2 separate regions of the Mus musculus genome follow, and region 1 is linked to region 2. A link is a contact called in ENCODE Hi-C or POLR2A ChIA-PET data. All regions are on one chromosome and are shown on one strand. The core of a region is the stretch at or near the end of the contact, and the rest is flanking DNA. Distances in the headings are between cores, read along the strand shown. Region 1 overlaps Lpp (LIM domain containing preferred translocation partner in lipoma). Region 2 holds the start of A230028O05Rik (RIKEN cDNA A230028O05 gene).

Region 1 (6,920 bases), core at 244-2,743, 620 kb after region 2:
AACATGGGTGAGTTTGAGTCTGCTCCAACCGATGGAGAAGAGAAACACAGCCTCTGACTAACAACTACTGGCTAACAACAGCATGTTGGTCAGGATTCACCCTCCCTCCTTCCTTCCCTCTATTTGCCTCTCCCTCCCTTCTTCCCTCCCTCCCTCCCATATCCCTGTCCCTTTCCTCCTTCCTTCAACCTTCCTTTTAAGGCCATCAAACTAAGTGCATGCTGCGAAGAAAATCTATCCTGGAGAACATATCCAGCCATCCTGACCTGTGACTGTCAGCATTGCGTGTCTCTAGTGCCCAACCTTTAATTCCTCCAGCCAAGACCACAGGCCTTGTAAAACAAAAGCTCTGGCCATGTAGGCAGATTTCTTCCTCCTTCTTTGTCCTGCCTAAATTCTTGACCCAGAAAACTCATGAGCATATGTGATTGTTATATGCCCTAAGTTTGCAGCCCTGACTATTCTTTCAGCTTCACCCATCCCTGCTCAGACCATTTCTTCCTACACTGATGAAGTCCATAGACGATCTTGTATGGAAATGGCTCCACTGCGTGGTTGGAAACAAGGTACAGGTTCTATCTGTTACTACAACTAGGGGACACAGCAGAGTTAATGGGGGAATTGAAGATAAACAGACACAGACCAAGAGCCTTGCTCAACTCTACATCTGCCTAGTGAGTCCACTGAGGACTATGGCCTCTGCGGGCCTCTGTGCTCTCATCTGTAAGAGGGCTGGCTGAGCATGATTAGGAAGGCTAACTGCTGAAGGGCTTGTGAGGATGAACTGAGAGCTACCCAGAAACTGCAGCCATCTCTGCAGCTATTGACTACCCAGCACTTCCTCCTTGCTAGTGTGACCTCATCCCCAACACAGCTCCACTGCCTGCCTGCTCAGCATGGAGCTCAAGGCCTCAGACATGACACGCAGGTCAGAAACACTCAATCCTGGCTAAAAAATAAGCAAAAACTCCTACCTAGCGCATCAAGACTGCAAGCTCCAGTGGCTAGGAGTGTACACCCTGGAATCTCTGGCACAGATTCAATTCCCAGCTCTGTCAGGTCTCGCTGGTGGCCTGAGCTCTCTGTGAATGTCTCTTTATATGCAGAACAGGGACAGAAATGACACTTTCCTCACAGAACCAATACAAACGAAGTAGCCACCACTTAGTCATGTCACCAAGTATGTCGGTGCATGAGCAATCCGAGACTCATTCAACTGTAAACCCTGGTGCCTGGTGTACAAGGTAAAGAGTCAGGATCCCAGCCCATCTCTCCAGCATTGTACCGAAGCCAATGCACTTCCCATGCTCCCCCACAAGCACATTTAATGGGAAATGTATCTCACTTGAACAGGGGAAAGCAGTCCAGACACACCAGGGCTGTACCTCTGGGCATAGCAAGATGATAAGGCCAATGTCAGAAACCCTGCTTTTCAGCACAGTCAGCTCCTGTGGGTAAAATTAGCTCAGCTCTGTTCCAGTGCCAACCGGAGCCCCAAGGCAAAACTCACCCCAGGCAAAGCACGACCTCACCTGACCCTCACTCTCAGGAAGGGGTCCCTCATGCACCTCATTAGGGACTGCAATGACTCACTAGGCTCTTTCCTGTCTCTGGCTGCTGAGTTCACCTCGCTGCTATCCAAAAGCGCAACTCCACAGGAGAACTAAAGACAAATGCAAGCAGCCATTTCGGCTTTCTTCCCTCCGAGGCAGCTCACAGCAAGGACTGAGAAGGCTGCTTGCAATGCCAGCTGTGTGCTGAGAAAGCTTCCTGAGTTGTATAACCCAGCTCACAGGCAAAGAGCGGGCACTTGCCCAAATAGACCCCTGAGGTGACTATCCTTAGCTTTCTACAAAAAGGACAGTGTTGACAGAAAGACAGGCCTCTGCAGTACCTCTGTACCCTACAGCACACAGCACAGTAGACTAGAAGACCGCTAGAATCTCCTCTGCACCCTGTCACCCCAGCCGAGCAAGGACCACCTCTTCTAGGACCCTCCCCATTCACACTGCTACCTGAGTAAATTCCACCCCACCACACCCGCACCCCTTACTCTAGAGCACTTAGTCAGGCACAAATGACTAAAGATACAGAAATGAGAAGAATGTCCCTTCCCCTCCAGGAAAAGCAGTGAAGTTCAACAGAGGCCCAAAAAGGAGGAAGCAGAGATAAGTAAGGTCAAAGGTCACAGGGGACCGTAGTCCCAAAGGGAATGAGCAGGCGACGGGGGCAATGTTTCAGAGGAGAAAATGCAAGTGTCAAGCCATAGAAGGTGACAGAGAATCCAGGTACATGCCTGAAGACACGGCTACCACCTGCTGACTCTCCCCTTTAATAGATGCAAAACATTTGGAATTTTACTCTGGGTGAAGAAATTAGAGACTTTGAAAAATAGAGGTAGGCCAGAACATGTTCCTGAGTCTATAATTCCACTCGTGAGGAACAGAGAACACAATCAAAAAGGGCAGGACCAGGAAAGAAGGCCAGCTGAGAATGCTAAGAGAAAGGCTGAGCTCGGGAGGGGCCCTAAAGGACGACAGGAAGGGAGGGTTGTGGAGTGGCTGCCACCATAGCTGACAATACAAGCTGAAGACAGGGCATCCTGCATCCCATGCCCCCACCCCTCCCCCCACCCCTTGTGTTCCGCTAGCAGTGACTTGCTTCCCACAGTGACAGTGACATACTGAGTCTCTTTAAAGACTTCCAAGTGCAATGTCCAAGAGGCAGTGACGTCATTCATACGTGGGCCTCCAGCTCACGAGTTCCAAACCAGAAAACCTCACGCACCCGGCAGGAACACAGATTCAAAGACAACCCAAGACAAAGTTCTGGAGCCCCTACCCCTCTGGCATGTGAGAAGGGCAGAAGCCAGCATGGAAATCTGGAAGAAAAGCTAAGGACATCAGACTGAGAGAGAGAATAATACAAAGGCCAGGAGAAACTATGCTGGCAAGTACTAGAGTTGGCATCACACAGTGGAGTGGAGCACCTCTCTCCAGACTGAAACAGGTTCGGACAAAAAGAAAGAAGAACATAGACACATGTGTAAAGATAAATAAAGAGGAGCTCAGAGACCAGCATCCCACAAAGACTCCATGTCTCCTCCCTGACTCTTTAGACTACCCTTGACCTCAGGGCACAGTGTGTACCACAGATCATCTTGTGTACTTCCTGGCCAGTCACATTTTTGAAAAGTAACAGAAATTAATTTTATTAGTGTATTCCATTTATTACAACACACCCAAATACCATTTCAAAGTAACAAAAACAAAATTTATTTACGTATACCTTTAATCCCAGCACTTGGGAGGCAGAGGCAGGCAGATTTCTGAATTAGAGGCCAGCCTGGTCTACAAAGTGAATTCCAGGACAGCCAGGGTTACACAGAGAAACCCTGTCTCGAAAATAAATAAATAAATAAATAAATAAATAAATAAAATAAAAAATAAAAGATATTTTATATCTTTTGGATACTAAGCTTTTGAAATCCGATGAGAATTTTACATGTACATGTCAATTTGAGGTATCCACATTTTGAGTTCTCCCCTACCATATGTCATTCTGATCTAGCATGGATGAATCGGGGCTCAGTATGGTGCCTGCCACACAGTGCATCTTTAAAAACATGAAGAAGTACATCTAGATGGATGAATAAAAAATCAAATGCATGAGCTACGTTGTCATTTCATTGAGAAATTTAGGAAATTTTCACCAGGTTTCTTCCCTCAATCAAGTACATTTTAGGTATGAGTCTTAGGCTATATTAAGAATAAGGCATTGATATAGCTTAATGTTAACATTAGCAGCATAATTTCCATCCCTTCTTCTTCTTTTAAAAGTCACAAATGTTGTCAATCTTTTTGGGGAAACAGAGAGGTGGTAAAACATGCTGTCACCAACTAGTCAGAGGAGCTGTTGTTCACACAGGTCTCAGACTTTACTTCTCAGTGAGTCTCAACTTTCCTTACTATAAAGAAGCCATCCTAAAATTCCACTCCACTGAGCATGTCACATAGGCTCACTCTAAGCTCATGTAAAAATACAGAGGCATTCCCATGATGAAAAGAAGAAGTATTTCCCTAACTAAATATGTATCATAGAGTGCTTCCTACTCTTGCAAAGGACCCTGCTTCAGTTCCCAGTACCCACAAGACAGTTCACAACTGCCTGTATCTCCAGCTCCAGGAGATGCAATGCCCTCACCTGGCATCCATGGGCATGTGCATAGTGGGTGCACATAAAGTCACCATTTGCTTTCATCTGACTGTACTCTAAGCATGACACACTGAAGCAGTATGGGGGCTCAGAAAAAGTCTGACGCTGAAATGATAACTTCTCAGAGGCCAAGTCACATGACAGAGGCAAAACTAAGTTGACTGGCATGCTATTTGTACTGACCCAAGTGAATCACCAGCAAGTCTTGACCACAAAGCTCTTAAGGCCTGATAACATAGGGTAGTGGACACAAATGAGCCAACACACACACACACACACACACACACACACACACACACACACACACACCTGTCTTTGCTGTAGAAGGTAGAGCCATGAAACTCTGTTGTTTAACACATACACAGTATTCAGTATACGGCACTTTCCTACACACTTCAGAAATACTAGTTGATTCCACCTTCCCCACAACCCTGTGAAGCAGCTAGCTTTATCACTATGCCCACTCTACATGTGGGGAAACTGAGGTAAAAGTAGACAGAGCACAAGACAGGGGCAGAGCTGGGGACCAAGATTCTGTGTTCGTCATAGGGCTATGCTGCCTCTCAGCTGATCTTGAATCCTTGTTTTTATTGTTACAGTGGGGGTGTAGCAGGCCCCCCACCTACTACTGTACAGCAAAAAGATACTGAGGGTGTGTGGACAGAACAGGATCTTTATTCTCTCCCTATAAGGAAGTTGTAGGAGAGGCTAAATCCTCACCAGGAATCACACCACTGACCTATGCCAAGAAGAGTTACAAACCAGAAAGACTCCCCATCCATACATGTGATCAGCACTTCCCTCTGCCATCACCAGGATGCTGTCTCAGAATAAAAGCCGTGTCTCAGGAGCAGAGAGGACAGACGCTGAGCCATCCACACTCTCGAGAATGGCCTTGCAGAGACCCTGGCAAGCACTGAAACACAAGCCCCCTTCTTCCCTGAGCATCGCTAGTGCTTGAGGCAAGAACTTTCGACCCCATTTTGTAGAAAACAGTAATGACACCTCCAGTTCTTACTAGCACGACTGCTTTTGTGCACGGAAAAGACTTGTTTCTCATGGATGACACGCACACGGATGGGATAAAAGGCAATGTGGAATTAGGTATAGGCTCGCAGGTATAGGAGGTGACTTGCTCAGACAAGCATGAGCTCAAACACTATGTCTATCATTGTGTAAGCCAATCAAGCATGCTGAGTTCCGAGCTCCTACCACAGGATGAGCAAAGGATGCAAGACTGGCTACAACACTTGGGAACTTCCTGACACCTGGCGTATGACAGATAGTATTTAAAATAAAGACGAAGGCCACCGCACCATGCCGCTCTATCTGTGCTGTATCCTGTGAAAGGATTAATGGCTTTGTTGCTTTCATCGATGCTCTACCGTGCATACTACCACACTCAAAATTACCTGAGCTCCACCTCCAGCCACAGCTTCACCTCCAGCCACAGCTCCACTCTTGTTTCTGGCCTGATCTCTTTTCCTCCTAAGTTTACCAAACTGCTATTCTTCAAGTATCATCCATCAACCCCATAAGCTCTTCACAATCATCCCCCTTTCCTGTCGCTCACTCACTGGTACGTCAATTATCATACTGATGACACTATGAGACTGAAAGCACCCAAGGATGAAGCTAGCCAGGGCACACATATATGGCCACACTTGCTACTAAAATATTAACATATGTCCTTATACATTGACTACAAAAAGAAGAGCCTTCTACCTTGTCATTACCAGGTATGCTAACACCACCCAAATTTTGCCAGCCACTTCCTTAGGAGCCCCTTGAGACTCCAGAGACACACCAGCAAGGTGCCTCTTGTCAGGACTTGTGACAACCAGCACAGAGTATGCTATACAAGCAGCACCATCTCTGTCTATGGGGATCACGTATCTACAAAAGCGAGTGCAGAGTAACTTTGGTTGGAATGCTCCCTCGGGCACAGAGTGCACATCTCCCAGCATCCAGAGAGCTCAATTCTCAGATGCTAAGCTGATTCTGTGCCTCCCGTGCCTGCTGTGCCTCCTGTGCCTCCTGTATTTCCTTGCTCAGCAACAGCCTGGCACATCAGAAGCCTGCATAAAAGGTGTACTCACCAACTGCCTCATGCATACGACTGTGACATCATACCCAGTCTGACCCAGGCTCTCCCAGTTACTCGGCTCACCTCCTGACATGGACCCTCGACCCTATCCTCACCACCTTTCAAAGCTACAACCAGAAAGCCAGCCCTCAGCTTAACACTTCCAAAGGTCCTGTCACCACTAATCAAATCTAGACTCTCTCAAGACCGGCAACAAGGACCCTCCTCCTTGACCTCATTCCAGGAATAAGGAAACAACCAACGACACAGTTGTTTCTGCCAAGCACACAAAAGGCAACAAATAGATATAAAAATTTCCCTCTGGAAAGTAACCAAAGCTGTTTTAAAAATGTATCTTTGTGCATGGATAACTGAAGGGTGCTCTTTAAGTGGTTACACTGAGCCATCCTGCCTCTGTCTTACAGCGATGTAAATATGGCAGGGAGGTGACTTGCTCAGGCCACACGGTTGGCGCATCTCATGGTCCAGGATAAACTGTAATCCAAACATCTCAGCACTGAGCTCCATGGCTTCTGCAGCCCAGTGCATCTCCATGCACTATCTCAGAGCAGAAAGTGAAAACACAACATGCTGCTGTCACTACCTGGCTCCTAAAACT
Region 2 (6,581 bases), core at 3,636-6,135:
GTTTGTTTTTAAGCTATAGATTCAGAAGTACAAGGTAGCTAACTGCACAGGAAAGCAGCTGAGGATGGCAAATATCAAGCAAATATCAGCCAAGGCAGGTGTGTGTGTCAGAGACAGCCAATCTGCTCAAGCTGACCCTGTCTATCTCTCCCTGTCTTGTGAGGCACAAGAGAACATTTTTTCTCTCTCTCTTAAAGGCAGTGGCAGATATTATGGACAGAGCTCAAACAATAGCACAGAATCAACACTGGACCAGAAATAGATAGTGCAGATCCATAAAACTGTCAGAGGCCAAGAACAATCTTGATACTCTTTAACCTAGCAAAAGTTATCCATTGGAACCTAGAGACCAAACTCCAACACATAGCTTACAAATCAAAAGGAACACCAAGGACCAGTGGGCATCTGGGATGTGGTCCTGACTCTAAGATTTCCTGCCTGTTTCTTTGGTCAGGTCCAGTGGGTAAGCTTTGTAAAGTCTCATTGTCCTTGTCTAAGAGAACTGAACTGTAGAATCCATGAGATACAATTCATATTTCATGTTCTGCATTGGAGACTAACTTGTTAGAATTGAAATCCAAAATTTCCTTTGGAACGCCATAAGATGAGGAGTAAGGGTGTGGCCAGACATCATTATGTGGTTAAACATGAACTTAGGGATGACAGCTTTCATCTGGAACTTCGACGCATCCCACTTCAATGTCTTTCCACCCTTTGGTCCTCACCAGTGTAAGGGTGGGAACTGTCATTTCTTAGCTTGTATGTAGACTCCAAGATAGAATGACTGAGTGTCACCAGTCAATCCGCAGCAGTGTTGACATTTCCAAGAGCAGAATGAAGGAACCAGGAGACACTTCAGAGCCTAAATCCTACACATAATGGTTCAGTACACACCAGCCACAGGCATCAAGGTCATACAGTAATCAGTAGGATGAACCTGCAACATAGGCTAAAAATGTACCTTGTACCCGGTCACCACCTTACTCACAATCCCCAGGACCTAAATGACACTGTTTAGGTAGGCTTTTCCTGGTGAACCTTGGTTTCATCTCTAAAAAACAGCCCGTCAAATACAGGATAAATAAGTTAATGATTTCACTGGAAGCTAGTATCCACTGTCGAGCTGTGAAATAGGAATCTACGGACCTTCTCTTTCCACTGAGGACTCAGGTTGCTTTCAGTCAGTTCAATACTCTTAAGCTCACAGAGTTCTTCACTTGCTACATTTCCTTGGGTCCAGCTGATCTCTATTCCTTCACTTGCTTGTGTATGTAAGCCTCCTTGAAACAATAGTATCTAAATTGAGAGCTGTTTTGATACCAACTATAAAGCAGGTATACAAGTATACATCCTCAAACCCAAGGGCTCAGTGCAAGTTGAACCTTCCCGAGACATTTTTACATGAATCTTTGCCTAAAGGTCCTTAGGTAACTTTGATAGCACCATTACAGTAACGTCCTTTGTAGGGTCTCACAGCAAGCCTTAGGAAACACCAAACTGGACTTTCAAGTTTCAGCTCTGAAGCTCTCTAGCCACCCAACTATAAAGATTCCTGGGACTCTAATGCAGGATACAGTGCTAAGGAATAACTGCGTAGAATGGAGGCATAGCTGTCTTCTCAAATGCAAGTGTCTCAGATGGACTAAGAAGTAGATGGCAGACAAGTCTAGACAGAGGTCAGTGGCCAGGCCCTAAACTGCAGATCTACTATGCTGTGTCCTAGATAAAGATCTCTGTGCTCTAGACACCCAGGGGTTCTTTTCGACTAGACCTGGCTAAGATGTTGGGCTGGGTTAGGCTTCCTCCCCAGATAACAAAGTTCTGGAGTTGGTTTTGTGCCTAACAAGTCGGTTACCTCCTTCCTACCTCTTCTATTCAAGGACACATGCACACATGCACACATGCACTGTTTCCCTGGGGTCTTTACTGCACGAAAACAGCATGGCCGGACTACCAAGGAGCTATCATTCATTTCCAAAAAGAGGAAAAGCAAAGCTCAAATGGATCAAAGTGGCTGCAGTAGGTTGCTGCCCTCCATCCAACAGCCAAAAAGCTCACTGAAACGCTCTTCACATCCTGCCGAGGCCCAGCTCAATGACAAGCATTAGCATCCCATAGCCCTCAGGAATAGCTTGCTGGCCCAACCTAGTACTCAAGCCCTCCACACTCTGCCTGCCTCCTGTTCCTGTCCCAGGTGCCACATCTTGAGTTTGGGCTTCTCACCTCCTCGGCTTCATTCTCCCACTCAAGCAGACCATAAACACTACTACCTCCACAGATAAACTGACTGGGAGGACAAGGACAGTTTCCTTTAGAAGAGGGCGACTGTGTTATCTGGGTTTCATGGTGACTTAAAGGAGAGCTTATTGGTCCCATACGCATTTCCAGCTTCAAGGGTCCTATTGTCAGTGAGCCAGGCTTCCAGAAGCCACAGCAACATCCGAGGGGAACCACCCACACCTCCCCATCTCTGTGCCTCACCAGAAAGAAAAAAACATATTTGCAGCTAATTTTTACTTTAATAATATTTTTTGTGTAATTATCAAGGACTCTTAAAACTTCCCATCCCTCCTGCATGGTAGGAATAATAAACATGCCTGTTTTATTGGGGGGGGGGGGTGAAGGAAATGAGACCTTACACACAGAAAGGGAATATGATTCATCTCCAGCTAGCGGTGAGTCAGCTGAGACAGCCCAGGCACCCTGACACTGGGGGGGAGGGGGGAGCATTCACAAGGCCAGCCGTCCTGCTTGCTGTTATTTCCAAACCTTTAATATCTTCTGCAGCTTCATGCTTCTTGCACTGGCTCACTTTTGATTAAGTTCTTTATTGTGATGCGAACAGTAAGGGACTTGGTCTTTTCTACGTTCTGAAAGGAACTTGAAATGTTTTTATATTTTCCTAGGAGCTCTGAGCTTCCCAAAATGTGGGCTTCTTGGGAAACTTGTAGTGAGAATTCTGAAGATGTGCACAGTGAAAAATATCGGGCAAGGCCAAACATCCAGTTAAGGTGGGAAGTGGGGACTCGTCCCCAAACAGGCGGTGCGCTTCTCTGGAGTCTAAGGCCTCTTTTATAACACCTAGTGACAGTTTTTCTGTGTAGGTGCTGAGAAGCATAAGAAGAGCTGTGGTGAGCTACTTCTTGTGGAATCAGAGTATTAAGAAATCCCGGGAAAACTTGTCAAAAAGAAAATGCGGCTTTTCCTGCCCTGAGGCTATCTCAAGGGAGGAAGAAGAGAGTATATGGAAGCCTGCCTCCAGAAGACTGGTGAGAACAGAAGGGTTGGCCAGCCCCAGGACAGCCCTCAAGGCAAGCTATGACTTTTACCAAGCCAGACACTCACATAAAGGCCCTCAGTAAGGTGACTACATAAAATGCAACCCAAGCCAGACATTTTAGCGTGATGAAGGAAGCTATTCAGGACTCCAGGCTGTGGTGGCACACACCTTTAATCCCGTCACTAAGATGGCAGAGGCAGGCAGATCCCTGAGTCAAAAGCCAGCCTGGTCTACAGAGCGAGTTCCAGGACAGCCAGGGCTACACAGATAATCCCTGTCTATAAATTATATGTAATTATTATAAAATATATGTAATATTAGATAGATAGATAGATAGATAGATAGATAGATAGATAGATAGATAGATAGATAGATAGAAGGCCTACCTAAACAAAGAGAAGGCAAATCAAGAAGGGTGGGTGCTGGGTGGCCTTTGCCATCGGTGTTGATATTGACAAGGAATGAGTTCTACCCATGGAGCAATAACTATATAATAACTTATATCCCATACAAGAGACTTAACACAGGCACAAAGGGACTGGTTATCTGGAGGACATTAGTAAATCTCTCAGAAAAACTGAAAGAAGGCAGCAAGAGAGGTGGGGGCACCCAAGTTGAGATTTGATGGCTACAGAGGAACTGAGGCATGGCAGTAGGAAGTCAGGCAGAGGTCATCAAGCCCAGAAACTAGCCTCTGTGGGATGCTCAGGGAAAGGCAGGGTCAATCGGATATGCCTGCCATAGACCGCGGCAAGAATGACATGGGCACCCCGGGCTGGGTTTGGCCTACTGTGTAGACAAGCTGACATCTGTTTCTAAGTATGATTCGCCAAGTCAATTCTCCCCTCCCCGGGTTTGCTTTGTCTCTGCTGGGCAAGTGGTCTTCTCTCTCCATCAAGGACTCTCATCTGAGGAAGACACCACTTCCGGGTTTCACTACCAAATTCTCCCTGAGTCTCTAGCCACGGAGAAATGGGTTTGGATGATCACAGGAAGTACCTTTTTGGCAGTCCAACATGGCCAGAAATCTGAAGGGGGTGGATTTTAGTGGCTCTCCCTTTTTGATATTTCGCCTTTGGGAGACTCTTTCTCTGCTTACTTTCCAGGACTTACAAGTCCGGAGTTCCTTTGGACTTTAGAGACCTTAGGCTTTTAGAGACCTGAAGGTCACAGGATCAAAGAGGGACTTTCTCCTTTGGTCCTTAAGACCAACTGGTGAGGTAGGTTGAGAACAGGTAACAGTTAACAGGCAGAGAAAGGATTGACAGCTGCTGCCAGGAGCTCATCAGCCAGGCTTTGTATATGGAGCACCGTAAGCTTTCCAGCAGGAAGGAGGGGAAGGGTAGAAGGAAGAGGAGTAGCAAGCAGAAAGGGGGAGGAGCAGAATAGTGCCGAAGGACTAAACTAGAACTTTCTTCTTCGCCCCACCTCCAAACTTACCCCTCCCTCGCAACCCAGGGGGGAGAAAATGGGTCTGAGGCTGTGCGGTTGGGAAGGGCGGAGGGTAACATCTTCACAGATGCTGCAGCTTGGCCCTGCAGGGCTGCTGGGCCTTTGAAAGGCCACTTGTAAACTCTTGGTTCCGAACAGAAAGGCAGCCGGGAGGAGCTGGGGCGCGGGCAGGGGGAGGAGACCGGTCTGCCTTCAGTGCCTAGAAATCAAAGCAGCCAACCTTGGGCTTTTTCTTTCCTTCACACTGAGGCACTTTTATTGGCGAGATGAAGGGAGGCAGAGAGGGCCTACAGCCCTCGCTTCGCTTTTGGAGGTTAATGACCCAGTTAGCAGCTCTTGGCTGAGTTTCCGACATTTTGCAGACATCAAGCCCCGCGCCTCTGCCAAGTACATTCTGTTCCCTGGAGCCCATCCAATGCATCTCAGATTACTATGTAATGCGACAAAGAGGGAGAGGCGGCTGGGAGGGGCCCGGAGAGCTGGGCGGGGTGAGCGGGCGGTAGCCCCGAGAGCGGGACGCAGAAGCCGGCTGGCGGGGAAGAGGATGCCACTCTAAATACAGCTGCTCCAGGGGAGTCGCATCCCTCGAGGGGCTTCTTAGCTGGAGAGGGAGCCCGAAAGGAGGGTGGACAGGCCCTGTCCTCCAGGAATCCTGCCCCGTAGAGCCCGGCACGGTCCAGAACGCAGATGGGGGTGGGGAGAACAACCGGAGACCCGACAGGACAGCGGGAGGAGGAATCCAAGGGGCGGGCCTAGGGGCTCGGCTCCGCCCCTCCAGGCTGCCCCAGGCCCGTCCCAGCAGCTCCAGGGGTGAACAGCCTGCTGGCTAATTATAGACCTGAATGGAAAGCGGCGCTTTTGAATGATCTTGTTGCTCGCACTGCCTTCAGAGTCTGAGGAGCAGGTGCGGCCCTGCTATATACAAAGTGATTCATTTAAAAGCCCTCTGTCACGTACGCTCACTTACTGACACACAGGAATCCTTGTGCGCTCCACCACCCAAAGGATTCCAGAACTGGCTTAAAAGAACTTGAGCTCAGGGCAGAAACCAAGCGACTATTGGAACAACTTCACCACTCCTTAGTAGTCTCGCAGAGTAGATGAGAGAGGGTACTAGGCCTTTCTCAAAATGTTGAAAAGTAGGGTCTTTGCAATTTACAGCTGGAGAAACGGAGGCTGAGACAGAGTTTTGAGACGTGTCTGTGAGAGCGGGAAGTCAGTGTGAAGCTAAAGAGAAGCATGGGGTCCTGCCAGCCCCTTCCTCTGCCTGCCCAGACTGGAGCTTAACGTCTCCCATCCTGAACCTCTGGCACGGAAGAACACCCCTCCTTCTAGAATACCCCTCTTTCCTGAGTGTGGCACCTACCCGTTGCACCTCCCATCCCTGAATCCCACCAGTAAACCAGCTGAAGCCAGTTCCAGGCCTAGGAACTGGCAATCATGCCCATTTTCCCTAGTGTTCTGTATGAGTCAATCTGTTACGGCTCTGTCAGCACAATGCCCTGTGAGGAACTACAGAGGGGGCAAAACTTCCTTCCCTGTCAGCGTCTTACACCCACCTCGGGTTCACACTCACAGCTAGCCAAGACTTTCCATGACCTTGATGACCAACTGCAGTCTGCATAAGCACAATGGAGCCTCATGCCCATTTGATGGAGTCCTTGAAGAGTCTTGGAGGGAGGAAATGACTGGCTCATGGTCATCTGATGGTGAGTCTGTATGGAGAGAGCCCAAAGTGGGCCTGTCTGCATCCTGAGTTGAGGTCAACACACTTACTTCTTTCTTAGATCCGACCACAAGCCCACTCAGTCACAGAGAAATATTGCTGTGAGCAATCTGATTATTTGCT

The links. Hi-C counts contacts between places; a loop is a spot of excess contacts on that map. ChIA-PET counts read pairs that join two places held with the same protein, here RNA polymerase II (POLR2A).
Region 1: a map of heart shows a loop between it and region 2 (3-fold over the local background). The contact joins the enhancer-like site here to the promoter of A230028O05Rik in region 2. A Hi-C loop is called at or near these places in 1 of 37 maps with a recorded cell type or tissue (heart). POLR2A ChIA-PET finds 5 or more read pairs at or near these places in 1 of 5 experiments (Patski).

Annotation. Positions count from the first base shown.
Region 1 is chr16:24,429,413-24,436,332 of GRCm38, reverse strand. The region is part of intron 1 of Lpp (LIM domain containing preferred translocation partner in lipoma); the gene reads right to left. Among named protein-coding and RNA genes, the nearest start is that of Gm24440, 26 kb to the right of the region's middle. Within about 2 kb of position 1,493, at least 2 of the 3 ENCODE cell types and tissues checked have a DNase peak (open chromatin) inside an H3K27ac peak, as active enhancers do; they include heart, where a contact is called at or near this core.
Region 2 is chr16:25,057,943-25,064,523 of GRCm38, reverse strand. A230028O05Rik (RIKEN cDNA A230028O05 gene) reads right to left here and starts at 4,885. Exons shown (of 3, transcript NR_040374.1): 1 at 4,721-4,885.